Regions from separate parts of the Homo sapiens genome. Here all the other regions are linked to region 2. A link is a contact called in ENCODE Hi-C data. All regions are on one chromosome and are shown on one strand. The core of a region is the stretch at or near the end of the contact, and the rest is flanking DNA. Distances in the headings are between cores, read along the strand shown. Region 1 has its middle 300 kb from the start of SATB1-AS1. Region 2 holds the start of RFTN1 (raftlin, lipid raft linker 1). Region 3 overlaps SLC6A6 (solute carrier family 6 member 6).

Region 1 (3,781 bases), core at 1,110-3,609, 2.2 Mb before region 2:
TCAAGAAGGTCTCTCTTCTGAAGTCACTGAAGGACCAGGCCCAAAACTGTCTGCTCTACTGATGTCTTTCCAAGATGTTGAGCAAGTGTAACCATGCTAGACCAGCTGTCCATTCCATTTTCAGGTGCAGTTTGGCACAATGACCACAGTGATATACACACTGAGCCTCAGATTCAGTCCAAATCTTATTGTCTGCCCTGCATTGTTAATAATTACAGCTATCATTACAGCTGATTATAACAATAACTCTGAATCTTGCTAATGATGATTATGAAAATACAAAGAATTCTAAACTAAAATAACAACATAATTTCAGGTTTTAATCCTCACAGGCTGGAAATTAAATGTGGGCCCAGAAGTCAGAGGCATAGTCTACATAATGGTCCCCAAAACATTATTTCTTTCTCATGCTGGAAATTAAGTGGCAAACAGATTCAAGATTGCTATTGTGACTGGAATTTGGTGATATGAAAGGTTTTTTTTATTTTATTAGAAGCAATTTTCAGAGGATTCAATTCATTGAAAGGCTACAAAAAGTGCTACAGTTTCTTATTATGGCATGGAAAATAGTAAGTGTACTAAAATCATCGAAGAGTGTCAAGCATAAGGTACACTTTAACAATAGATGTTTCTTTGCATACATTTAAAAAGTGTTCTATACTTTTATGTGGTCTTCTTTAAAATAAACAAATAAATTTAATATAGTAAATAACATTGAGGTCTGAAAAATAATTCCAGTTATTTTTCACTTCCCAACATATGATAATATACAAATAACAAATTAAACAATGTCAGATGGCATTGAAAAGGTCAAGATAGATACATTTAAACAATGTTAAATTGCTTTTAAGAGCATATTACACTCCTTAGTTTCACCTATTTTCCCTCTTTGTTTCCCTTCTTTTCTTTTAACAGAGGTGTTAGACTAAATGAAAAAAATAAAATCTGAGAAAAGAGGGATACATTAGCTAAATAAAGAGCATGGATAAAGGACAAAATATAGAAATAACTTGTGTACCTAAAAATAATTTTGCAATATAATTTTTTTCCTCCTCAAAAAATCTATTTTCCAAAGTGTCTCCTTATGCTACCTTACTGTCATTTCTCTCCGTCTCTATTTGTAAGTTGCATATAGGTCTCTCTTTCCTTTAAATTTTTAACATTCACCCCCACACAGACAAGAGTCAGTCAAGAAACAGGCGAAAATGTAGATTTCAGTCTCCCCCTTGCCAAGAGTTTCTGATTTAGTAAGCTTGGGATTAGGCACAGAAATATGCATTTCTTAATGAGCACATCTGGAGACCTATGAGGCAGGTGGTCCAGGAACTCCAACTTTAAGAAACACAGTGCCCTAAAATCAAAACAAAGACATTTATGATCTTCAACAGGCCACCAGTCAATAGAGACAAACTTCAGTAAAGAGTAGAGAATAAACCAATTCGCAACTCAAAATATGTCACATACGACATATTTTGATTATGCTTTCCGATTAAATGCTTCATTGAAACTGTTACATAACAAAACAAAACAAAACAAAGCACACCAACACTCTGTTAATGGAGGGGATACAGGGTTTACAGCATCAGGGTTAAAAAGTGATAGACATGATTATGTAATGAGGTGGGTGGGCTTGGGGATATCAATTTTTTAAAAATATTTTTCAAAGTCTGAGAACTATAAATTCTAAAAGATTTTTCACCAATTATTCATCAAGTCCTATGCTATGGAATTATTTCAGCAAGTAATAATAATCATGTAATTTCATCATGTAATAAATACATCTGAGAAGAGCAATTTAATGCCAAAACCACTATTCTTCAGTCCATTTAAGGCCTTCCTCTTAAAAACAAGAAACGGCTTTCTCCTATGAAGATAAGCATGGTTCAAAGGGTTCACATTTAGCCTCAATTTAAAACTCACAACGGCAAAATGTAGTACCCAAGGAAGGAAAGGAAATTTACATCTCTAAGAGCTAGTGTTTAACGTCTTCTTGAAATTATTTGACTGATGCACACTCATATTATTCTATAAAGACTCTTTAATGAGGCATTTCCCAAGAAATTTTGATGATAATCTGTGGTGGACTGATTGGTAGTATTTACGTACTTCTGAGGGACCACAAAGTTACATTTGTGTGAATGAGTTACTTCCTATTAAATGACTCTTCTTTCACATGTTTAATAATACTTAGACTTCGCTTTTTTCCTTCTGCTCTCCCAGAGAAGTTTCTGTCTCTCCCGTCATTTGTTGTTGTGGTGGTGAAGTTATTTTTCTTGACAAGTTCCACCCACTCACGTTTAACCTGAAGGTCTTTTCCACTGTAGACACGCTGTGAACGCGCAAAGAGGAAGCTTGTTATCGCAAGATCAGCAACTCAAATTTCAGCGTGATCAGAAGTGACATCACTATGTGGTTTCATTAATGATATTAGAAGAGAACAAACTATTTTCAGTCATTTTCTTAGTGTTGAAAAACTATATGCATCTTCTTCACTTCATTGTGTATCTGTTCCCCTCCCTGAAGTGCATCAGGGGTTTCTTCTCAGGATCACTTTTTCTTCTTTATTCCCAGTCTACCATGAAAATGTTTATCTCCTCGTGTTTTGCCCATGTAGAACAGAGCAAAAACAAAACAAAACAAAGCACATTAACACTACTGACCTGATAACTTTCTTTTCCCAGAATAAGATCTGAAAAGAATTCAAGAAAACCACAGATACTAGAACTGCTGAAGTCTACTTCCTGTGAATCTGTGTGGTTTGCTCATCAAGTCATGCCCCTTTTTCTATTCTTATTCTTTATTCTGTAGTCACAGTATTTCTGCAGTTACCTGTGGACTTCACTGAGCACAAAGCCATGATTATTACCCATGGGAACCTTGGCCCGGTTCTAGTCCTACGGCAACAAAGACCTGTACATTGGTCTGCCTTTTCACCCAGGCTTCTGTTTGGGCTAACTGTGTAATAGAATTGGTTGGTTTGAAACAGATATGCCCAGGAAAAATAATTTGCCTTTGCTTCTTTGGTGAACTCTCTCTGCATTACTTTTCCATGATGGAATTGTGTGCACATATGTGTGTTTTGGTGAGCTGGGGACAACGGGGTGAAAGCTGATATGTGGAGAAAATAGAGATTCTATACACTGAGAGTAGAGGGATTTGGAATGCCGAGAAAGGAGTCTGAATACTAGGCTGTCTTCTCTCTGCTGGGATTGTTTAGGATGTCATGATAGATCAAATGCAGCAAGAAATTAATGTTATCAAATCCTACAACCATAGACAAGTCATTTAAGCCTCTCTAAGCTTCAGTTTCCTTAAGTCTAAAATAGAGTTTTTTTTAAACCTCATCACTATTGGCTTTCTGGGATGGATTATTTCTTGCTGTAGGGGACTATCCTATGGTCTGTAGAATATTTAGTAGCATCCTTGGCCTCTACTCACTAGAAGCCAGTAGCACCTACCACCGGTTGTGATAGTTTCCATTGTTCTGTAAGGAAGAAGCTGAGGGCACCGTCACCCTCAACTGAGAACCACTGATTTAAAATTAAGCAGTTAAAATTTGTGATAGAATTTATGACAGATAAAGTTTCTGTTCTAAAATTCCATAGACATAACATTCTGTGACTAGATTTACAGGCAATTTGTTGATACAAGAGACCTCTTTTTTTCAACTCTTAACTCATGCCAGTAAGGAAAAGGAGATAGAAAGTGAAATTTTTCTCACTTGCTATTAAAAACATTATTAAAAAGTTAACAGCAAAAGAAGTTTCATCATTAGGATGAT
Region 2 (3,603 bases), core at 477-2,976:
AAAAAACACAACGGTGTGCAAAAGTTTTATAGAGTGAAAATGATTTGCTTAAAAGAAATCAAGCACACTGCAACTAGGTTATGCTGCATTCCCCCACCCCCACCCTCCTTTTTCCTTTATCTTCTTTTAAATGCCTACCGGTTAACACCTATCAATTTTATTTTCTTTCTGTGGCCTAGTGACCAGCAAAGGATCAGAAAGATTTTGGATGGACCCTGACTTGCAGCAATTCAAGGCCTCGGGCAGATAGATAGCATGAAGACCCCTCCCTTTGGCTTCATAAATGGGTGTTCACAACCTCTGGTGATGCCCCTGAGCAAATGTCCCTGCGCACTACTGTCTGAACCTGGACTTACGTGGTCACCTGGTCTTATTTTCTTTCATGTGGCAAGCTCAAGTGTAGGGGGGAAATGGGGGACACTGGGGATAGTGGTGGTGAGTGTGACACCAGGAAAAGGTGGGGTGGAAAGGGAAAGGAGAAAAACAAATAAAAACAAAACAGTGGTGAGGGAGGGGGAGCAAAACAGAACTAGAAAGGCTATGGAAAGAGAAAATAAGGAAGAAAATCTCTGAGAAGCTGTGGTAACAGGAAGAGTCCCTGAAAACAAAATAGTGCTTCCTTACTTGCTGGAGGAGTGTTATTAGTGCCAGAAGGACCTCATCGAAACACTGCTGGGCCCCTAAACCAGCCCTCCACCCTGTGTGCTCCAGTGCTTAACTTTGCCCACACAGGGTCTTCTTTGCCCAATTAGAAAATGGAGATAATTAATTAAATTATCTCACCCTTCTTGTTCTAGCCCCCTTAAAATAATGATAATAGCTAAGTTATAGAGTGGTTGCTAAACACTTTACATATAATAACCCACGAAGAAGTGCCATGTGACAAATAGGCGCAGAGCAGTTAAGTCACTTACCCAAAGTCACACAGCCAGTAAGTACTAAAGCCAGGAATCCAACCCTGATTATTTGACTTTAAAGTTCCCCCTCTTAACCCCTACACTGTAATTCTGCTTGGTTTAGTTTTACGAAGAAAATATTTTCTAATGGCTCCTTGCCTCACATCTTCACTTTACTAATGCAGCCTGGTTTACTAGTGCTTCACTCTTTATATAATTTTCTCCCTGGGTGCCTCAAGTTGCCACGCAAGGTGATTCTCCAGATCTTCTCAAACCTCTGGACATCTTAAGTAGGTAGACCAAGGGATGGCAACGGAGACAGTGGCATTACCCTTCCCTGAAGCACTAACTCGCAAGAGAGAATTTCAGCAGCACCTGAGATGTTTAGGGATGCTCCCACCTGTGGAATGGGGTCGAGAAATGGTCCTCTCTCAAGTCGGCCCCAACCCCACCCCCAGCCATCAGCACCTTGATGGCAGTCGCCCTTTCAGCATCCTGGCTCAAATCTTGAAGGATCCTTGTCTCCCAGGCGCTCTTCCTGACAGCACACAACCTTGATTAGGAGGGGCTGGGAGGGAGGATCGATGAGCCCCTGACCCCTGGGTTCTGAGGCTGCCAGGGTCGCTTGCAGCTCGGCCGCGTGGAGGTGACCGGGCGGAACTCCGAGGGGGCGCGGGGAGAGCTGGGCGGGCCCACCGCTCCAGCGGCTGCTGTCAGGGGCCGCGAGGCTTTCCCTGAAGATGCAGCGTAGCATATTTTGCACATGAGTTCAGAGGAAGAGGAAGTGTAGCCGGCGGACGCGCGGCGGCGGCGGCGGGGGCGCGTCGGGGCTGGAGCCGGAGCGCGCCGGGCGCTGGGCGCAGCGAGCGAGAGCGCGGCGGCCGCGGGCTCCGGCGAGGGACAGACGCACCGATCGCCGGAGGGACAGACACACGACCACGCGGCGCCACCGCCCACGCCTCCACCCACCGGCGCCCAAGTCCTCCCCGCGCCGCCTCCTCTGTATGGCACAAACTTTCCTCCCGGGACGGAACACGCTGCCTCAGGGAGCCCGCGACCGCGCCTTCTCCTCCGCCGGTCCCATACGGTAGGCGGCGGGGGGGGCGCGACAGGGCTTGGGGTGTCGACCGGCACAGGCCCCTCCGTTTGGCCCCATGGACCGGGTCTCTGGCGGGTAGTGGGAACCGCGCGTGGCGCCTCCCTGCAGGTTGCTCTTTGCCGGGGCTCCGGAGCTGCCAGAGCAGCACCCCCTGGCCCGCGTCGGATGGGGACCTGGGCTGATCCTTGGGACGCCTGGATCTTGGGCCAACTTTTTTTTGCGGGGAACGGGTGTAGGGGAGTCATTCCTGGAGCGATGTAGGGAGAGGCACTTCGGAGCAGCCTGTTGGGGGTCGTAGGCTCTGCAGGCTCAGAAGCGCCTAGGAAGGACGCAGAGGTGGGGGAGCTTGGAGGCTACAGGTGGGTCCAGGACACACTGCCGCTGGGGTCCTCGGAAAAGAACAGGAGGGAGCTGGTCGCGGAGTCCAGGTTTCCGGGGTGCGCGCGGCCTGGGTGGGGCAGGGTGGAGGCGGTGCCTGACTGCCCCTCTGCGTGTGCCCTGGGAGGTGGGTTTGCTCTGGGGACAGAGGTGCTGGACGTGTAGGAGCAGACATGCCGCGCGCTCCGAGGAAGCGCCGGAACCACCAGAAGCACAGGGACGCGGGTGCCGAGAGTCCCCAGCACTGAAAACGGGGATCTCCTCTTCTGTAAGGGATTTTCTTCCCTTGTCTTAACCCACTTCTCTAGACTCAAGGGACGCCAGGATGGATATGGGTCTGGGCGAGGAGGAGGTGGTTGTGTATTTCGGGAAGCCCCGTTGTCAGGCACGCGCACCCCAGTCCTAGGCCAGGGCTGGTGCCCTTCACCTCCGGTGTCGCTGCCTTTGGCAGCAAGAACCGCGTGGAGGCCAAGGTTGTAGAACCAGGCACGCTCCCTGCTGTCTGTCTGTGACTCTGTGCTTGCCCTCAGCTGCCCTGTGTGGTTATGGGTGATCCCTAGGGACGCTGGGTGGTGTCAGTGAGTTTCTTCGGGGGCTTAAAACAAACAAACAAGAAGTACTTTTTTAAAAAAAAAGTCTGGCTCAATCTCTGTCAGTGGTCACCCCAGTTTCCAGCAACTCATGTGCTGGAACCCTTGTAGTCGGTACAGCTGTTTCAGGAGCTGGGCGCTCAACTAGACTAGGCATCTTCCAACCCCTGCCATCGTGTGTCATCTCAGGATAAGTTAAGGCCTTGCCAGGAAGGAAGCCGGGTGTAATGTGAGCGACCTCTGGGCCTGTGGGTAGGGCCTCTCTGCTGCCGGGATTCCTAATTTGTATCTCTGAACAGCTGAATCCCAACGAAGTTCAAGTGACCCCAGATGTCACCAAACCCCAGAGAGGGGTTACGAAGCAAGCTGTTTGGGACTCTTTGGTGCGTGTGTGCTAACCTCAGTGAAATCACTCTAACCTCAGACTGAGCTCTGCATCCTCTTTTGCCTTCAGTGGGGTTTCTGGCCCGCCTGAGTGATTCAAAGCCCCAGAGCTGGCACGTCATCCTCTGGCTGCATTTGTATATCAAGTCACTGGGTTGGTTTTTCTTTGTTTGCTTTTTGGCTGTATGGACATGGGGCAAATGGAAGTGGAGTGTTGTGCAGTTAGCTAGTAGATTTGGTACAGGAATTGAAAGAT
Region 3 (3,970 bases), core at 964-3,463, 2.1 Mb after region 2:
AAAAGATAGCTGTGTTTATTAAGCACTGACCATATACACAAGCAGAATATGCATCTTTTTAAAAAGAGCACTGACTACAAGCACATTTTCATTTTCTTAGCTAATCCCCTCAGTGGGTGCTGCTCCCATCCTTCCTGTGCTGATAAAGCACAGAGATGTGAAGTCACTTGTCCACAGTCACACATGAGGAAAAGGCCACTTAAGCTCCAAATGCCCCCCAGGTCTGTCTTGGCCTCTGAAGTCCATGTTCTCAACTACTGTAGCTGCTATGGATCAAATGAAATGGGGTCTGGTGTCTTTAAGGAGCCAGCTGCAAGCCGGCTGACAAACTGGGGAACTAGGCAAAGGCAAACAGGGAAGTGAAGGGCCACATGATGGAGACGGGGCTCAGGAGGCTGGACAGGGCCTGGGGAGCAGTCAGTGCCAAGGGCCACAGGGCTGGGCCAGGCCAGCTAATGAAACAGCACAGACTCAGGCAGGACAGATGGCGTGCTGGACTGGAGCCCTCCTCTAGCAAACAGGGAACTCTGATGGGGCTCCCTGGACCACTGTCTCCATAGATTCTGGGCTAGGTACAGGCTCAGTGAGCAGGATGGCCAGGATCTATTAGTGATGCCTGCCAAGGGCACTCTCCTTGGCCCTAGTGTTTAACAATTAAGCACCAAAAAAAAAAAAAAAAAAAAAAAAAAAAAAAAAAAAAAAAAAAAAAAAAAGGGAGTTGTTGTTAAGAGTGCTATTCCTGGGTGGGCGTGGTGGCTCACACCTTTAATCCCAACACTCTGGAAGGCTGAAGTGAAAGGGTGGCTTGAGGCCAGGAGTTCCAGATAAGCCTGGGCAACACATTTGGACCCTGTCTGTACAAAAAGTTAAAAAAAAATTAGCCAGGTGTGGTCACGTGCGCCTGCAGTCCCAGCTACTCAGGAGGCTGCGGTAGGAGGATCACTTGCACCCGGGAGTTGGAGGCTGCAGTGAGTTGTGATCATGCCACCTCACTCCAGGCTGGGTGACAGAGCAAGACCCTGTTTCTAAAAAGATGAAAAAATAATAATAATAAAGTAGAAGCTCTTTCCATCACTCTAAGTGGAGTAGCTGTTTTAAGTGGAAATTAATCAAAGCCTTTCTTTTTCTCTTTTATATATATTTTAAAAGTACACCTTTAAGAGATTGAATCATTGAATTGTATCATGAGGTCTGTATCTGTTGGTTATCTGCTCCCAAGGAAAGGCTAACTCAAGCGTGGCGAGCTCCAAAGCCTCCAGAGGCCTGGTGGGCAAAGGACAGGAGTCCACTGGGGTGGGGAGGTCGCAGGGAAGAGTGGGAACCAGGGGACAGGAGGAGTCTGGACTCTCACAGGCAGCTCTCCTTAGCTCCCACTACTGCAGGTGCCTTCGGGACTGGTGCCCACTGGGGCTGGATCCTCCAGCTTCTCAAGAGATGTTGAAATCTGGTTTATATGCACACACACATTTTTCAGTTTCTAAACCACCACCTGGGTCAAACACAAACACAGAGGGGGCCAGACTCAGCCTGTGGCCAGTCTGCTCTCTTTGGTCACACTATTGCCCCCAGGTCACCTAAGGTGGCCGTGGCAAAGGGAAGAATGGGCTCGTGCGGAGATGCTGACCAGGCTGGCCTACAGCCCTGATGGCTTGTCCCGGTGAGGTCATCCAGGAAGCCAGGCATTGTTTTGCCCGGAACAAAGCCGAAACAATGAGCAAAAATATTCTGGTCGTAGTGAAAGTGAATTCTGTTGAGGAAATCGTTTCAGCATGCCGTCTCTGGGACAGGGGCTTGTTATCTACCTGGGGTTCAGCATCCTCGGGTGAGGTCCTCCCCTCTCCTGATTTAACTGCAACCTCCACCCCACCAAAGTACGGGTCTACCCTCAGAGACCCCCGACCTCCGCTAGAAGCCTCCTGCCTGGATCACACTAAGCCCTGCAGAAAAGCCTCTACCTCACCCCCGGCCTCATCAGCCTTGCCTTTCACAGATCAGGAGACTGAGGCTCAGAGAAGGGGGAAGCCTTATCCCAGGTCCCACAGCTACAGGACAGTGGGCCAGGATTTGCACCCACGTCCCAACTCCATGACCTTGGTGCCACCCTGGGGCAAGGTGACCTCTGGATGGGGACCAGCCAGACCACGTAGTTCTTCTTAGTCTGTGGTTTGCTGGGGAAGAGTGGATGACAGTGAGCAGGTTTTGCAAAGAACAAGCCTCTGGAACAACGCCGGGGGTGGCGAGACACGGTATGAGTCTAATAGACAGCCAACTTGTCACCTTCCCCTCATAAAAACATTGGCAGGTGAACATAAGGTCTGGGGACTGGGTCCAAACTGTTTTATCATCTCCTTGGAAGTGGCAGGACCTGGCCCAAAGCCCCAGAGAACCACAGTCTGGCAGCAGAGGAGAGGCAGCAAGGAGAGTGCCACCGTGCCAGTTGCAGGGGGAGGGGTGGAGGCACGGCAGGCTCCCGGTGGCAGGATGGCCTGAGAAGGGCCAGGATGAGGCAGGGTGGCTGGCGCTGCCCCAGATGAAGGTGTTTGAGGCACACACCATACTCCAAACGGAGGTGCCCCACAGCAGAGCCCAAGCAGCTAAGTCGGGGAAAGGGCAGTGGGCGAGGTCAGAAAGCTGGGTCATGCAGGCCAAGTCACTTCCCCTCTGCATCTCAGAGGTCCAGGGTTAGAACAAAGGTTTGAGTGGCTTTGGCAAGCAGTGGCTGTTAACTCACCCTACTATGTGCCAGGCACTGCTCTAGGAACTGGAGACAGTGGGTGAGCCCTACCAAGCTGACCTGCAGAAGGGGAGATAGACACTAAACACATAAATGAGCAATTATTTATGACAGTGCCCAGCACACAGAAAACAACAAAGTAGGCCCCTCTGCGGAGGTGACATTTCATAACAACAGCAGCTCGCTGAGGACTCACTGTGGGCAGGCCCTGTGCCAAGCCCTTTCCAGACACCAACTCACTCACTTACTCCTCACCAGCCCGGATGATGGAAAGAGGCCCAGAGAAGTAAAGCCACTTGCCCAGGGTCATACAGCTGGATTCAAACCCAGAAGCTCGGCTCTAGGGAACAAGCTTTTAGCCACACTGAAGCTGAGGCAAAGAACTGGGGGCAAAGAACTGGGGGAACACTGTTCTAAGAGCAGAGAACAGCAGGTGTAAAGAGGGCCATGGTGCACATAGTGAAGAAACAGAAAGCCAGAGTGTGGCAGAGAGGAAGAGGGGACGGGGCCCCCAAGGCCAGAGTTAGAACCTGGATTTATCCCAAGTTTTGTGCTGCCCCAGTGAGGGCTCAACGCTTTTGGCTAAAAGCCCTGGATTGTCCCTGACCACCAACCCTTCCCTTCTACTCTGAAAGGGAACTTAAGGGCCCATGTTGGGTTTTTCCCTGCAGGTACTTATGACTTTTTTTTTTTTTTTTTTTTTTTTTTGAGACAGAGTCTAGCTCTGTTGCCCAAGCTGGAGTGCAGGGTGCGATCTCAGCTCTCTGCAACCTCCGCCACCTGGGTCCAAGAGATTCTCGTTTCTCAGCCTCCTGAATAGCTGGGATTACAGGTGCCTGCCACCACGCCCAGCTAATTATTTAGTATTTTTAGTAGAGATGGGGTTTCACCATGTTGGCCAGGCTAGTCTCAAACTCCTGACCTCAAGTGATCCACCTGCCTTGGCCTCCCAAAGTGCTGAGATTATAGATGGGAGCTACCGTGCTCAGCTAACACTTTCTGGTGGGGCCTGTAGAGTCGTTAACCCCACACCTCGGCCGCCTGGGTTCCTCACCATGAGCTGAGAACCTGCGGGGTGGGTGGCCAGAATGTCTTCCCCTTGACCAAGGACCTAACACCTAAGACTGGTGGCACAAACACAACATCCTTGTGCAGGAAGCCCAAACCCTGCCGGCTCCATGGGTGAAGCCATGCTTTGAAAGGAACAGGGTCACCCTTTGCTGTAATGTGCTCTTG

What was found. Hi-C counts contacts between places; a loop is a spot of excess contacts on that map. Pooled maps may share reads with other maps.
Region 1: a map with no recorded cell type shows a loop between it and region 2 (9-fold over the local background). The contact joins the enhancer-like site here to the promoter of RFTN1 in region 2. A Hi-C loop is called at or near these places in 3 of 37 single-sample maps with no recorded cell type and 6 of 50 pooled maps.
Region 3: a loop to region 2 is called in a pooled map, with 9 times the contacts of the local background. The contact joins the enhancer-like site here to the promoter of RFTN1 in region 2. A Hi-C loop is called at or near these places in 1 of 168 maps with a recorded cell type or tissue (tibial artery), 1 of 37 single-sample maps with no recorded cell type and 7 of 50 pooled maps.

What each region holds. Positions count from the first base shown.
Region 1 is chr3:18,739,814-18,743,594 of GRCh38, reverse strand. No RefSeq gene overlaps it. Among named protein-coding and RNA genes, the nearest start is that of SATB1-AS1, 300 kb to the right of the region's middle. Within about 2 kb of position 2,359, at least 7 of the 41 ENCODE cell types and tissues checked have a DNase peak (open chromatin) inside an H3K27ac peak, as active enhancers do.
Region 2 is chr3:16,511,822-16,515,424 of GRCh38, reverse strand. RFTN1 (raftlin, lipid raft linker 1) reads left to right here and starts at 1,726. Exons shown (of 10, transcript NM_015150.2): 1 at 1,726-1,983. RefSeq lists silencers at 168-343, 1,497-1,566, 1,597-1,956 and enhancers at 2,247-2,326, 2,877-3,286.
Region 3 is chr3:14,433,275-14,437,244 of GRCh38, reverse strand. The region is part of intron 2 of SLC6A6 (solute carrier family 6 member 6); the gene reads right to left. Among named protein-coding and RNA genes, the nearest start is that of SLC6A6, 33 kb to the right of the region's middle. RefSeq lists enhancers at 823-1,734, 1,735-2,646. Within about 2 kb of position 2,213, at least 14 of the 41 ENCODE cell types and tissues checked have a DNase peak (open chromatin) inside an H3K27ac peak, as active enhancers do.